Regions from separate parts of the Mus musculus genome. Here region 2 is linked to region 1. Evidence: chromatin loops called from intact Hi-C (ENCODE). Cell type or tissue: heart. All regions are shown on one strand.

Region 1 (8,000 bases):
TTTTCTGATTCTCTCTCTGTACTTGCATGTCTACAAGGTCTTGGGTCCCTGTCCCTCTGTTCCATACTTTAAGCTCCATTTCTCTTTGGGAGCCTCTCACAGACCCATGCAGGTAGTGTGAGCGTCAGAGGTAAGGCTGTGCAGCAGAGAGAAGGTTCTAGAGAACTGCATGGGGTTCACTTCAAGCTCATTCTTCTCACTTGCCTTTTACTAGCTGGATAGGACAGGATTCAGCCCCTGCACGGGACAGTACACAAACCTATGCTAGAAAAGCCCCAGCTGTCTTGAAGATCTGGCTTTAGGCAGGGCTGGATCCAGGTGCTGAGCGGTGAGGACACAGACGTCTCCATCCCACTCACAGTTACGTTCCCTCTACACTCACTTCCTTTGCCACTGGGGAGAAGACAGGAATGACGGGGCAATGGGGAGAAGTGGAGGAGCCTATTTAACAAGCAAAATTTCCTTGAAGGGAAAAGGGGGTAAGAAAGGGAAAAATGTGAGGATGAAAAGTCAGGAGATCTGAAGCCAGCCGCCCACCTCAGCTGACTCTTTCTCCTTAGAATGACAGTACCAGCAGCCATGATGCCAGACGCAAGATAAATATACAAGAATTGGTTGTATATTTGACAGTAGCAATAAAAAAAAATCAAGGAACAAAAAAATGCTCAGATTATTGTCAAAAAGAATTCTCAATCTATTTGGCAACATGAGTGCAAGACTTTGCCACTTGAAACTACAAAGCATCCCTGAAAGGAAAGACTCGAAAGTTAAAGCCAGGCAAAGACATCCTGCTCTTGTGGGAGATTTAATATTGCTGAGACGTTCGTGAAACTGCAAAACGTGAGCAGTTCCTCTTCAGAAATCATCAAACTGACCCTGAATCACACAGAAACCCAAGGGTGGGGATTGTGGATGCCAGGAAGTGCATGCTGATAGGAGTCTGATATGGCTGTCTCCTGAGAGGCCCTGTCAGAGCCCTACAAATACAGATGCAGGTGCTCACAGCCAACCATTGGACTGAACTCGGGGTCCCTAGTAGAGGAGTTAGAGAAAAGACTGAAGGAGTTGAAGGAGTTTGTAACCCCATAGGAAGAACAACAATATCAACCAACCAGATCCCCAAGAGTTCCCAGGGACTAAGCCATCAATAAAGGAGTACACATGGCTCCAGCTGCATATGTAGCAGAGGATGGCCTTGTCATGCATCAATGGGAAGAGCGGTCCTTAGTCCTATGAAGGTTCGATAGATGCCCCAGGTGGAAAGGTAGGAGTGGGTAGGTGGGTGGAGGAACACCCTCATAGAAGCAGGGGAGCGGGGTGAGGATGGGATAGGCGGTTTCCTGGAGGGAGGGAAATCGGGAGAGGGGATAACATTTGAAACGTAAATAAAGAAAATATCCAATAAAAAAGGAAGGAAGGAAGGAAGGAAGGAAGGAAGGAAGGAAGGAAGGAAGGAAGAGATAAGTCAGAGGGCTCACAGTTTTCAGATTCAACACTTTCTTCAAATGTCATAGTCAGGGTTGCTCTTGCTGGGAGGAAACACCCACAACAAAAGCAACACTGGAAGGAAAGGGTTAATTAGGCTTGCATTTCCACACCACTGTTCATCAGGCCAGGGACTCAAGCAGGAAAGGGACCCAGAGGCAGGGACTGATTCAGAGGCCATGAAGGAGTACTGCCTGCTGGCTTGCTCCTCATGACTTGCTCATCCTCCTTTGCTATAGAACCCAAGACCGTCAGTCAGCCCAGAGATGGCCCCACCTGCAACAGGCTGGGACCTCCCCTATCAATCTCCAGTTAAGAAAATGCCCTATAGGCTCATCTACATCCTGGTCTTATGGAGGCATTTTCTTAATTGTGGCTTCCTCCTCTCCAATGATTCTAGCTTGTGTCCAGTTGATGTGAGACTGTCCAGCATCAGGAGGCAACACGGCACAAAGAATGAGCACAAAGGTCAAGGGCACAGAACTGAGCACACAGGAACAAGCCCTCCATCCATGGCTGGCAATGGAGTTTTGACAAGGATGCTGAGACAATGCAAGGGGGCAGAGTCGTCCAATGGTCTGGGCCTGGGTCAGTGTTGGCTAACACGTGTGAACCCTTGGTTCAATATCCAGTGCCTCATAAACAGGTCTAGTGGAGCACACCTGTAGTCTTAACTCTCAGGAGGGAGAGACAGGAGGGTCAGAAGTTCAAGGCCATCCCCAGATACACAGTGAGTTCAAGGCCAGCCTAGGAGATGTGAGGCCCTGTCTATTGATAAGTAAATACAAATCAGCTGGGATACAGGCTTTCCATACACAAATGAGTAAGCTCACCCCTCGCCTGTTATTGAAATTAAATCCAAGTGGATCATAGATCTAAATGTGAGAGCTAAAACTCTAAAACCCTTAGAAGAAAATAGAGGTATAAATATAAGTGCTTTGTGTGAAATCATATATCTTTTTAAGCATAGCAGCAAAAAAAAAAAATCCAAAAATAGACCTCAAAGAATAAAAAAATTAATTTAAAATATGCTATCAGGAGAATTGGGAGGAAGTACCCGTGATTCATACATCTGATAAGAGCTCTGTGTGGTGTGTGGAAGACACAGAGAAATATTGCAGCTCAAGAAAGTTTAAAAGTCGTTATTTCCCCAAATACCCAAAGATTTGATATGTATCTTAAGAAAGGCACACAAATAATGGAAGGTACACTAGGCAAATGCATACCAAAACCGCCAGGCGGGGCTCCTTCACGTCTGCTATGATGGCCATAGTTGATGCAGACTCACAAGCTTGATGGAGACACAAAGATACTGAGCTCCAGAGGGGCAGGCCCCTCTCCTTTGGAAAATAATATGGTACTGAGTTCAACACTCAGTAGGTCCACTCCTCCAATGCCAAAGGAATCAACGACACATGTATACATGGAAACACTCAGAGGATGCTCATGGCTGCTTAACTCTGAATGTAGATGAATGGTTGCCAGTGGCTAGAAGTGGGGGTGAGGAATAACTGTTAAAGAGTCTGGAGTTCCTATGAGGTAATGAGAATGTTCCTGAACACGGTAGCAATGCTTGTGATTTTGACAGATATTAAAACTGCTGGGTGTGCACGTCAAGATGAATTGGTAGTAACTAATTCTTTCTCAATAAAGGTATAATTTCTAAAACTAGTATGGCAACACCCTTCAAACAGCATAGTTATGGGGAGTGAACTGATCACACCTGAAGCATCTTGCGCATGCCAGGCACAGAGGAAAGACTTAGTGCATCTCATTTTCCTTTCTGGAATGACCATACCCCACTTCCTCAGCTACCCTCCCCAGCCCTAGTTATGTGATTCCCATCCCCCGCAACCTCACTATGTAAGGTAGCTGGTCCCTCTTGCTACTTCTAGAGCAGCCAGGGTCATTACTAAGATGCCTCCGCCATTGTTGCTTACAATAACGCGTAGGATACTCATGTCCATAAGAATGCAACCACCTCTCCGTGCAGCCCCAGGACTGGGGAGATGGCAGTGTAGCTCTGTGAATCCAAGCCAGCCTCTCGGCCAGTTTGACTCTGGGGTTTCCTTCTGCTCCGTTTCCATGAGGACAGTTTATTAGTCCACGATGACAGGGATCCTAGGTATTGGGCGTTTGGCTGGGGTTGATGGGGAAGCTATTTTAAGTCCCTGGAGTTCAAGGGTATGTGCCTCAGCACTTTTGTTTGGATTGATTTGTAGTCCTGCTTGCTTGACCTTGCTATTTAAAATAGTTCGAAGAAGAACAGAAAGAAAAGAACCATTCCAACCAGAGATGCAGATGGGTCCTAGCCAAACCCACCTCCCGCTGACCTTGAATGCGGCCTTCCACAGTGACCATGAAGCCAGAGGGACAGCTCAGCAGAACAGCCCAGCAGAGGGGAAGAGTCTGGGGAGGACCGAGGGGTGGATTGCCAAGGTTGCTAAAGGATCCAGAGACAAAGAGCAGTAGAGTCCAGATTGCCGACGTCTCAATGTCTCAACACTGTTAGAAGTGTTTACCTGTTGGCTAAGTGTCTTGAGCCAGGTGCCTGAATGCCTTCTGAGATTACAAACCTCGATCCACACAGCATGCAGTGAGCTAAGATGTGACCAATGTCTTACAATGGAGAAACGGAGACTCCCTACTTTGTAGAGTTTCCCTTCATGCCCAAGTTCATATGGCCAATAAGATGACAGGGGTGGAGTCTGACCTTCGAGCCAGCCCTCCAGCCACCAGGAAGCCATCCTCATTCAGAAAACCAATAGGGCTCTGAGCAGGAACCATGTCAGCCAGGTGATTGCCCCAGACCAGTGACACCATTCCTCCGCTTGGGTTTCCTGGGAACCTGAAGCAAGCTAATCAGTATGCAATGTGCCACACCTACCTTGCAACCATTCATATACACTGTCATCTCCCTCTCTCTGCCCAGACTGAGAGTCCACGTCCAGCCTAGAGCTGCGCAGACTACTGGATTTTGTCACTTAAAGCTGAATCCCAATCTTGGACTGGGGGCCAGGACATCCATATGGATTTCCTGTGTGTTCTTAAATAATCCACTTAACCTCTCTGGCCCCCAGTTACCTCATACATAAGGTAAATTAAGGACCCTTGCTTTTCCTACAAGATTGCTCTGTAGATTCAGAAGAGTTGCCTGATGTGGGTGAATATAGAACCCTCCCAACAGATAGGATGTAATGAGAGGGAATGACCAGTAGGTGGCAGTGCTTCAAAGCGCCCGTGGGAGGTCCAAAGCATCCCTTCCCAATCAGGTGTAGGGGACATCAGCCTTCCACAAGCTCCACACACCTGTAAAGTTAAAAAGGAAAGTCAGAGAGACATGTTCCTTCCAAGGGCCCAGGATACCACAGTGGTAGCATCAGGATCAGACCAAGTTGGCTTGCCTGCTGAATGCCCTCACTGAACCTCTATCAGAATCCCGCGGTGTGCAAGTGCTCATGGGAGCCCTTTCCTCTGAGCATTACAGTTGCAACCTGTCTGTGCTTTCTAGCCTCACCTAACAACACATTTACCCCCTCTCTGCTCCTGGATGGGTGCTCACCCAACAGGCCCTGTAGATCAGACAGGGATAGCTATCAGAAGCATACTGCATCGACCAGGGACCCAAAAGGGCAGAGTCTAGCCCAGCTCCACCTCCAGCTTGCTGTGTTACCTTGGCTAAGGCGTTCAACAGTAGGTCATAAAATCAATTCCATATAACAATAAAATTAGCATCTATCTACTTCAGTATAAAATGGCTCCATGTTTATACACACAACCTGACAGAAAAGATGTTCTTGGCTTTTGTCCCTCGTGTGCACGTCGTGGGTGGTGTGTGTGTATGCTTGCAGGTGTAAGGGTGTACTGTACATGTGTCGTGCACATCTGTAGAGGTCAGAGAACAGCCTTGCCTCCCACTTTGTTTGAAGTAGAGTGTCTTCTTGATGCTCCAAACACTCTCTCTGCTAGCTGTCTTTCAGGATCCTGTCTCTATTCCCCATCTTGCCTTAGAAGTAGTGGGTTTACATATACGTGGGCGCCAGGGATCCCAATTCAGGTCCCCACATTTGCAAAGCAAGCACTTTACCCACTGAGCCATTTCCCAAGACATAAATAGCATTCCTTTTGTGAGTCAAAAATGCACAGTTGAGATCTGAGAATCCCTCCGTCACCCACAAGAGTAGTTCCAACTGTGCAGTCCTCAGTCGGCTCCCTCTCCTCACAGCCTCAAGCCAGGGACGTCCTTGCCAGAGTGCTTCTGCCGGTGACCTGGTGCTGGAGAGTGGAAAAGGTCTAGTAAATGCATCCCTGATCACTGCTTCCTTCCCCAAAACAGCCCCTCCCCCATTTTATCCTCCACTCGTTTGTATGAAGATGCTGTAACCCCCACCTACAGAGAATCACACTAAGGCTGGGAGAGGTACAGAGATTTGCCAAGATCTCACCCTGGCTGGGGGGCCCCTGCATCCGCGCAGAGCTTAGGGTAGGCATTGCCTTCTGCCTGTGGCCAAGACTGAGAACCGGCCTGAGCCGCTTCCACGTTGCCTACCAGCACCCTCCATCCCTCTTGTTCCAAGTCACTTTTATTTTCTCTCTCTTTCAAGTTTGATTGAATTTACAGTTAATGAATCCAACTTTGTCATTTAGGAGATGCTGGCGCAATAAGACCTGACAGGGAGAGAGTGATGGCGCAATAAGTCGTTCGGGAGCTGCAGCTGTCCCTGCTCACTGTCTTGAGCAATGGCTGCCCCATCGGGCTCGGAAGAAGCCACTGGACTCTCAGCAGGAGCAAGGCGGGGTGGGAGGGGCATTTCATTTAGGTACAGAGCTCAGAACAGAATTTCTGGATTAGCCCCTTGCAAAGAGGGCTGGGGATGGGAGGGGCAGACAAGTGGGACAAGTGGGTACGAGCTCTCCCGCTGAGCTGCTTGCTGTGCATCCTTGGATAATTCACTCTGACCTTTCTGGTCTTCAGTTTCTTCATCTGCTGAATGGAGCAATGGCCCAAGGTGGTGACTTTCTAAATTGCAGGAAGAGGCATAGATGCTTGTTAGACAGAATTTCAAGGTAATTAGTTGACAGTCAAATGAGTGCCTTGACACCTCTCTCTCTCTCTCTCTCTCTCTCTCTCTCTCTCTCTCTCTCTCTCTCTCTCTCTCTCTCTCTCTCTCTAAGGGAGCTCTGCCTCCGGTCCTGCCATTGGGCAGTGATGGCGGAAGGACCCCTAGGAGAATGAGAGAGAACAATCTTGAATAAACAAAACTTTCAAAACTTCAGAACTAATTAAAGAGAGAGCTGGCACTTCAGATAGAAAACACAGACCTGCTCAGCAAAACTGGGTCTTGGAGGGCAGACCCAAATGCTCAAATACCGTAGGGGTCCAGGGCTGTCACCCTTTGGATGTTTACCCTGCCCTGACACTGTTTTTAAAACCACGTGATGGGAAGTGCATGAAACATGGGTGGAGAGTGGTCAAGCCGATTGCTTCCGTCTCTTGAAGCATTTCTCCAACCCCACAACCCCACTCCACACAGGCAGCGCTGCACCTTCGTCTCTTTGGTTTTATTTCTTCATTTTTGAAGTATGAAGAAACAATAATTTGAATGTCAGCAAGATGACTTAGTGGATAAAGGGGCTTGCTGCCAAGACTGATAACCTGAACTCAATCCCTGGAATCTACGTGGTGGAAGGAAAAAAACCTCTCTTTCTCTCATTCCCTCTCGTATATACACACACCTGAGAGAAAAGTTTCATTTTACCTATATTTGAAATGCTGTGTGTATTTTTGAGTATGTGTTCATATGGAAGTCAAATTAGGGAGGTTGTTTGTTTGTTTGAGACAAGGTCTTGTTATACAGTCTCAGCCAGCCTTAAACTCAGTCTATAGTTCCCACTAGCCTTGAAATCCTGATCTCTCTGTGTCCTAGCCAGGGTCACCACTACTGTGGCAAAACACATAACCAAAGCCACGTGGGGAGGCCAGGGCTATGTGACTTGCACTCCCACTTTGTCATTCTTCATCAAAGGACGTCAGGACTACAACAAGCAGCAGGAACCTGGAGGAAGGAGTTGATTTGGAGGCTGTGGAGGGGGGCTGCTTATTGGCTTGTTCCTCATGGCTTGCATCACCTGCTTTCTTAGAGAACCCAGGACCCCACCCCCAACCCCCAGTCCAGGGATGGCCCCACCTACAATGTGCTGGGCCCTCCCCCATCAACCACTAATTTAAAAAAATGTCTTATAGCCTTATCTTAATTGAGGCTTCCTTCTCTTTGATGACTCTAGTTTGTGTGTCAAGCTGACATAAGAATAGCCAGCACCTGCTGTCTGGGCCTCCCAGCACTAGGTTAGAGGTGTGTACAGGTGCCTGGTTCTTTATTATGTTTTTAAAATGCATCCTAGAGGGTGCAGCTCAGTGCTAAAGAGTCTGCTGACATGTATAATGCTGAAGGAAGAAAGGAAGGAAGGGAGGGAGAAAGGGGAGGGAGGGAGGGAGGGAAATATTTGGGGTAATG
Region 2 (8,000 bases), 120 kb after region 1:
GATGGGAAGAGGCCACAACTCCATTTGACCTTGTTTGATCCTCTCTTGCACTGCACATGACAATCCCAGGGCCTCCTCACTGGCTGTCCCTCAGCTGGCTTACTGGATATGCTTCTCACCAGGACTTTTCTTGGGGACTCTTTAAAATTACTTTATCCCGCATCTTTTGGGGCTTCATTTTCTTCCATGGTTCTATTCCCACCTAACAGCACATACCCTTTAAAAAGAGATTTACAGATTTCTTTCTCATCCCTATCTTTGTTTCTCAACCATAATCCTGGGACGGGGCTTAACATTATTTATTTTGAGCTTTTCTAAAATATTATATTTATTTGTGCACATACACATGTGTGACACAGTAGATGCTGAGGGCCAGAAGACATATACAGGTTCTCTCTTTCCATAATGCAGGTGCCAGTAATGGAAGCTAGGCCGTCAGTCTGGGCAGCAAGTGCCTTCAGCCTCCCTTCCCAGCCATTTCTACGGCTCCAGCTTTTCATTTTAAAATAATTTCAACTTTAAAAAAAACTTACAAAAATAATAGCAAACATTTGCACAGATTTCCACCCAGCTTCTTCAAATGTTAACACCTCGTATAATTATAATATAATGTTCGAGTTATACTATGAAATTAATATTGATACAGGAAATTAAATTACAGGTTGAGTTTCGCTTATCTGAAATTCCTAGGAGCATACATATTCCAGATTTCATACTTTTTCAGGTTTTGGAATATTTGCATATACTCTGCTCTGTCATGTGCTCCTAATCGAGAAGTCAGAAATTAAAAATGTGTTGAGTCCAGCGTATACGTTTTATGTGTGTATGAGGATCTGGAGGCAGCATTGGCTGTTTTTAGGCACCTTTTTGAGACAGGGTCTCTCACTGGCCTGGAAGTTTGCCAAGTTCACTAAGCTGGCTGGCCAGCAAAGCTCCAGGAGCTCACTGGTCTCTGCTGCCCATCTCTGCGTCGCTGGGATCGCAGCCATACACCAGCGTTCCCCATTTTCCCGTGGCTTCCCAGGATCCAGAGTCAGGCCTTTGTGCTTTCAGAGCAAGCCCTTCCCCTCCCGCCCAGGCTCCTAAAGCTTCAGTTTTATAGGCAAATACTTTATTATCTCTTATGTCATATTATATCATATCATGTCTGTCTGTCTGTCTGTCTCTATCTCAGAAGTAATGAATTTTCAGAGTATTTAGATTTCTGGTTTTGGGTCAGGGTTACTTAGTTCATAACAACAATACTATAAATTAATCTCTGTTCCTTACTCAGAATTCGCCAGTGGTCCCATGATAGCCTTCTTCTATCCCAGCATCCAATCCAGGGTCCCACATCCATGGAGCTGCCATGTCTCCTTTGTCTGGGCCCAGATCCCTGCTTGCTCTTTGACTTCTGAGTCCTTGGCCCTTTTAATGAGCTTCCAGCGGTTGTGTAAGCCCACCTCCTGGCTGTCAGATACTTGTCAGATAACTGGAGCCATGCTTTTCTAACAGGAATGTCCATCCCAGTTGTGATGTCGCTTTCCCTGTGTCTTATGTGGTATAGATGCTGGTGACATTAACCTGGAGCACCTGGTGGGTGGGGTGTCTGCCTGGTTTGTGCAAACACACTCATGGGCTGATATTTCCAGACTATGTCAATATTTTGCTACTTCCTCTTCGTCATTTTTAGCATCTATTCTGGATTCCTGCTCAACAGTGAGGGCTGTGATGTCTGCAAATATGATTTTCTATTTCCTTCATTTCCCCTATACTTATTAACTAGGATTCCCCATAGGAAAGCCCTCCCTCCCTCCCGATCTTCTTTCGCTCGTTTTCTTACTCCCTTGTGTTAGCAGTGTACATGTGGATGTGTATTTTAGGTCTCTGAATCTGTCATATGGGTGTAGACTCAGAGTACATATTTTTTTTCTGTTATTGCCATTAGTATTTTTTTATTTTTATATTTATTTATTTAGTTAGTTATTTTTTGGTTTTTTGAGACAGAGTTTCTCTGTATAGCCCTGGCTGTCCTGGAACTCACTTTGTAGACCAGGCTGGCCTCGAACTCAGAAATCCGCCTGCCTCTGCCTCCCAAGTGCTGGGATTGGCTTACGTTGTTGCACATTTGGCTAGTAGCAGCTCCATCACAAAGTCCATCTGTCTTTTAGACAAATCGCCATCTATATAGAACCCTTATAGGCAATCTAGGTCTTGAGAGGGTGCTCCTAGCTCTCCTTGTACCTCAGCCAGGAAGCAAGGGGAGAGTTCTGCCTATATTGTTCATGAGTGTATTCCTGCTGTATATAGTGTCAAGGTACACAGTAGGCTCACGAGGCATCATTGCTGGGTGAACAGTTATGAGGAGGAATCTGGAAAGGAAGATGTGGCAGCCAGCTTCCATAGGCTGGCTTCCATCCCCTGGCTTGCTTCCCCTCCAAGGTCTGAAAAAGCCATTGCCAGTGGAAGGGGAATCTATGTTCTCTCATTTGCTGTTAGTCTTATTATCCATGTTAATGGTTTGACAGGAGCCCAGGGCTTCCCAATCATGTAGAGCTATAGCCAAGCACACAGTGCACTGGGGAACAAGCTGGCAGCTGAGAACCTGAGACAGCCCAGTCCCTGCCAAAGGCTCTGTTGAACCCCAGCCATGGTGGGCATGCTGCTCTGTGGCAAACGGCAGAGCTCCTGGGGTCCCATGGAGTGTGTGGTTTAGGTTGCCTGAAGCCACTTGTAGTCTCCAGTGTCAGGCAGGACTCACTTGAATATTTTATGAGTATTTCTTTATGAAAGATTTAAAACTCAGTCACATTGGCTAAGAAAAAGCCAGTGATAATCAGATTTCTATTTATGAGGTGTGTGTGTGTGTGTGTGTGTGTGTGTGTGTGTGTATGTGTGTGGTATGTACACGAGTGTTAAAGTATGCATGTCCCTGAAGAGGAAACTGGCTGGTAGGCCTTCTAGTCATCCCTCCTGGCAAACTCTGGTGCCAGTAGAGAACTTGGCAAGTTGTTGCCACTTCACAGTCAAGAGAGGCCTGGCTGGCTCCTGGTCTCCTGTTGCCAGGTCTTCCTCAAGCAACATGAAGCCTTTGCGAAGCGGAACCTTCCCCTTGGGCCACAGCCACACCAGCACTGCCTTCATCCAGCTACTCGGTTTGCCTGGTGGAGGGCTGAGGTCTCCCTTATTCTGCTGCACATGGGTCTTGGGAAGTGGGGGAGGTGGGGATATATGGCCTAACTCTGTAAAAGGAGAAACTGAGGTCCAGAGAAAGGGAAGTGATCCACTCTTCATAGGGCACAGAGGAGAAGTTTAATGATCATAAAAATATTATTCAGTCCACAGTAGAGCTGGCCCAAAAGAATCACATCACCTCTAGGATGATGACACCTGTAAGTGCTGCAACTTCACCTGGGCTGTGCTGGGCTGAACCATGTTGAGCAGGGGACTGAACACCTGGTTAGAATTAGGCAGTGAGAAGTTTTGGTCTGGATGTGAACACTGTAGCTCCTGGGATCTAGTTTGGGAGGAGGTCCCAGTCTCTAATGAGGTCACCCTCCCTACATTTATTGCCCCCATGTTTCCAACCTGCTTCCCTCAGCCAGTTGTCTTGGCAATAGGAACCACCTCTGTGATGTCTTGTTTTCACTCCGCAAGAAGCTGTTAATACATAGCTAAGTGGCTCTGGTCCTGTGCTTCTGGCTGAAGGTAGAGACAGAAGGTAGAGAACCATAAGGTACACCCCACAGGGGGCTGTCACAGCAGTGTTGGGGCCAAGGTATAAGAATGTCCTCAGTTTGCATGCCTGTGAGGTGGGCATGAACCAGCAGCCTCTTCGTAGATGACCAGAGGAGACAGTGAGTTAGTTTGAAGTGCCAGGCACAATGTCTGGCCCATGAGAAGGGCTGTGCCATTGAGAGTTGGTGACAGTCATCATAGGATTTAGTCTTAGAGGTACCTATCATAGGTCTGCTAGCTTGCTGTAGCCTTCTCAGCTGTTCCTTTTATACTATCTGAGGATGGTACCTAGCAGTTCCTCTCAAGTGGACATCTGTTGGGTAGTTACAGTGGGACCTCTGCTGGTCTCACTCCAAGCTGTGCACACGGACAGCAGCTTTCTTTGCGATTCAGACCTGGCATTGTTTAGAACTTGCCTCAGATCACATTCAACTGTTTTGCCGTTGTTTGGTACTTGAACGTATATACTGATTTATTATAGTGCTTTGGAGTCCATCAGGCCAAGGTTGGAACTTTGTGACCTGTTGTGTGCACCCCATGTCTTGTTTCTACTTGGTGACTATAGGTACTTCTCTCCAGTTCTCTGCTCTGTTTCCTCATTGGGTCAGTATTACACACATAGATACTGCTCTGGGCTTCAGAGTGAAGGCTTACAGAGCATACAGGAAAGCTGGCCTTGAAACAGGTTGTTGTTAGTGATGTGAGAGGTCCTGTTCGGGTATCTTAGGATTCCTAGGGTGGAAGGATTTTCCCAAGGTCAGAGATCTGAAGATGTTCTAGCCTCTTGTCTGTTGAAGGGATATGTTCTGTCTCTATCCAGTCACCTAAGGGACTCTTCCGTGGCATGACCCAGCAGAGAACCCAGCCTGGTGTTCCAGATTCAAAAGGGATATTCGAGAGCAGTGCTTCTCAACTCTCCTAACTGCTGTGACCCCTTGACACAGTTCTTCATGCTGTGATGACAACCCCCCCCCACACACACCTGAAAACTATTTTTGTTGCTCTTTACTTCATAACTGTAGTTTTGCTACTGATATGAATCACAACTTAACTATATGATCCATAGCATATCTGATATGCACCTCCTATGAAAGGGTCTTTCAACCCTCAGAGGGTTCTCAACCTACAGGCTGAGAACCATTGTTCTAGAGGCTGGTGGCTCATGAGTCATTTAGCTTGGATCTGACCAGGCAGACCCTTGAGGAGAGAAGAAGACCCATGTACTTGTGAAAGGATGGAGACTTTCTTAGCAAGTAAGGCATTTTGAGCTTGTATTGGCAGCTACCCAATGTGACATGCTTATAAAAATGCTTCTTTCAAAGCACAGGACTCCTTCATAAAGTCAGTATTTACTCCTGATGTTTCCTATAAGCCTGGCCTTTCTTGTGGTTTCTTACTTTGCTGTTTCTGTTACTGCTTTTGTTGTATCAAAAGCAATATATGTTGACAGTAGAACATATGGATAAGCAAAATGGGGTCGAGATTCACTCGCTCCCAGACATACTCAGCATGGATGTTGATGTATGACCATCAAGATTTTAAAATAATGCATCTATTCAGAATATATTCAACACTCACATAACTTAAACATTTTTTACACATGAAATATTTACTGAATATTTACTGTTGGTGGATAAGTTAAGGGCCAAAATGTGGAAGTCAGCTACTCCCAAGAACAGTGTATGTAAAGAAAGGAAGAGAAGATAACTTGAAAGTCTAACACCCATTATGAAGGTGACCCTGAGAGTTCTGAGCTCACTGGGGATAATTGATGTGGTGTGGTTTTGCATAGAGTGGAGGGAAATGGGAGGCAGTATGCTGTTCAGTGGAGGACTTGTGGCTGCAGTGTGGAGGTGGGTGTGAGAGCACAGTGTGTTTTGTTGTCTCCATATGGATGTCGGCTACTTCAGCATCATTTGCTGAAGAGATGACCCTTCCTCCCTTAAGTGGGCCTTGCTCCTTAGTTGAAAATGGGCTGACAGTATCTATATGACTAATTTTTGTGCTTTTGATTCTGTTGCAGGATCTATCTCTTTCTTCTTTGGTCATCTCAATACTGTCTTGTTTACTGTAGATTTAGAGTAAGACTTGAGGTCGGGGAGGACCAAGAGGTCCTCTAGTGTGATTGCTCCTCAGTAGGGTTGTTGAGTATTCTGGGTCTCTTACCTTTTCATAGTATATCCTTTATACTCAGTATGTTTTATAGCCACACTATTTGGGCTTTTATCAAAACTGGATTGAATCCCTATGTAACACTGGGGAGAGCCAATGTCTTGGTAATACAGAATCTTGGGAAACTACTGCATGAACGTGGAGTGTCTCTCCAGCTGTTAAGGCCTTTGGTTCCTTCTATTCCTTTTTCCAGGTTATATTCACCCCTAACTTTGTGATGTTGATACAAATACTGTTTTGTTTTGAGTTTTAGTGCACAGCTCTTCACTGTTAGTCTTCAACAGGGAAGCAGCAGACTTGTATGTTTATCTTGTATCCTGCAACCGTCCTGAGACTACTTGTTAGTTTCAGGGGTTCTTTGTTTCTTTATTACTTCTGCAATAGATGACATATCATCTGTGAACAAAAGCACCTTCCTACCTATGCACCACCCCTCCCTCCCTCCTTCTTTATCTCATGATCTAGGGCTTCTGGCATGAGTTGGAATAGAAATAGTTCTAAATGCCATCTTTGCCTTATCTCTGGTCTTACGGGAGAAGGCATTTGGTTTCTCTCCATTAATTAAAATACCAGTTGTGTTTTTTCCTTTGTAGATATTCTTTATCAAGTTGAGGGAAGTTTTCTTTTCCTAGGTTGCAGTCATAAATGAGTGCTGGATCTCGTCAAATGTGTATGTATTTAAAAGGGTGTGTAGTTTCTTGATATGATGAAGTACACTAATTGAGTTTAAGTGTTGAACTAACCTGGAACATGTGATCAGGATGCCTTGTTTACACATGTGAAATTGTCAAAAAATAAATAGAAGATATCCTATTAAAATATAAAAATGTATTTTAATTTTCACTTAGTTTAAAACTTCAAAATTGATAGTCCCCCTTTAATGTGTGCTGCTTTTATTAAGTCTCCAAATGTTTTAGGTGTTCTGGTAGTCTGTTACTGAATTTCTAGTTTACTGTCATATGATCTAAGGCCACAGAGGCGTTCTGTTCATTTCAGCTTGTTAAGGTATATCCAATGCCCCGGTATCTGTCTCAGTGAATATTCCACATGGACTTGAGAAAAATGAATCCTATGATGTTGTTGAATGAAATACTCAATAAATGTCAATTAGGTGAAGTTGATTGACAGTGCTGTTCAGTTTTAACTGTATTTGTACTGATTTCCTGCTCTCTGTATCTGTTGGATCCAGGTAGATGACATTAATGGTAGATTTGTTCACCTCTCCTTTAAGTGGTTTAGCCTTTCACAGTGCTGTTGGGCTGCTCAGCTGAGGACTGAGGTCCTCTCTACAGATTGTCTCCTTTATCATTGTGGAATGCTTCTTTTATGTTTGGGAGCTTTCCTTGCTCTGACTTCTACTTTGAATTCATGTACTCGCCCAGGGTTATTTTAATTAGTGTTGGTATGATATACCTATTTTTGTGTGTCTTGACTTTCAATCCATATCTACCCAGGCCTGGATCTGTTTTTGTGTTGTTGTTCTTATTGTGTTGCGTGTGTGAGTATGTGTGTGTGTAGGTTTCTTGTAGACAGTGTATAGTTGGGTCTTGTTTTTAATCTGCTCCAATAATTTGTCTCTTAACTCTGTATTTAGAACAGTCATAGTTAAAGCGATTGTGATATAATTATTTACCATGTCCTTATTGTTTTCTGTTTGCTGCCTGAGTCCTGTGCTTCTTTCCCTTAATTTTTTTGAGGGGGTGGGGTGGGGTAGAGGGGATGGTGTTTCTTTGATTTTAATTACACATGTTCTTTTACTATTATCAACTCTTAATTGCCCACGAGTAGGCAGTCTACATGTGTTACTCATCTGTTTTCAAACAACACTCTGCCGCTCACAAGGAGTGCCAGATACTTATCATAGTTTAAACACCCTTTGGCTTTTGATGGGTACTAGATACCCACTAAGTAAAAATCACTATTACCAACAATGCATTTAGTTCTCCTGGACCATCATCAAGTCAAATATGATGAGTTTAACAGTCTCTAATCTCAATCCCTCACTACAGGGTTTATACTCATTTCACCTATACTATAAATGCAACCTATTGATGTTGTTTCTAACACTGTTACATGTCAGATACATTTAAAAATTAGAAAAACAAAAGACT

Evidence for each region. Hi-C counts contacts between places; a loop is a spot of excess contacts. Peaks named below come from ENCODE experiments on the same cell type or tissue, not always from the same donor. Only the 100,000 strongest peaks of a DNase experiment are listed, where the experiment ranks them.
Region 2: a loop joins it to region 1, with 2.3 times the contacts of the local background. A loop is called at or near these places in 2 of 42 quality-filtered maps.

What each region holds. Positions count from the first base shown.
Region 1 is chr4:62,885,124-62,893,123 of GRCm38, forward strand. No RefSeq gene overlaps it. Among named protein-coding and RNA genes, the nearest start is that of Gm25391, 50 kb to the right of the region's middle. In heart, a CTCF peak has its summit at 4,700 (motif pointing right); a DNase peak (open chromatin) is centred at 6,208; H3K4me3 peaks cover 605 bases; H3K27me3 peaks cover 2,180 bases.
Region 2 is chr4:63,007,448-63,015,447 of GRCm38, forward strand. The region is part of intron 1 of Zfp618 (zinc finger protein 618); the gene reads left to right. Among named protein-coding and RNA genes, the nearest start is that of Gm30764, 32 kb to the left of the region's middle. In heart, no CTCF peak of the experiment used is centred here; a DNase peak (open chromatin) is centred at 3,014.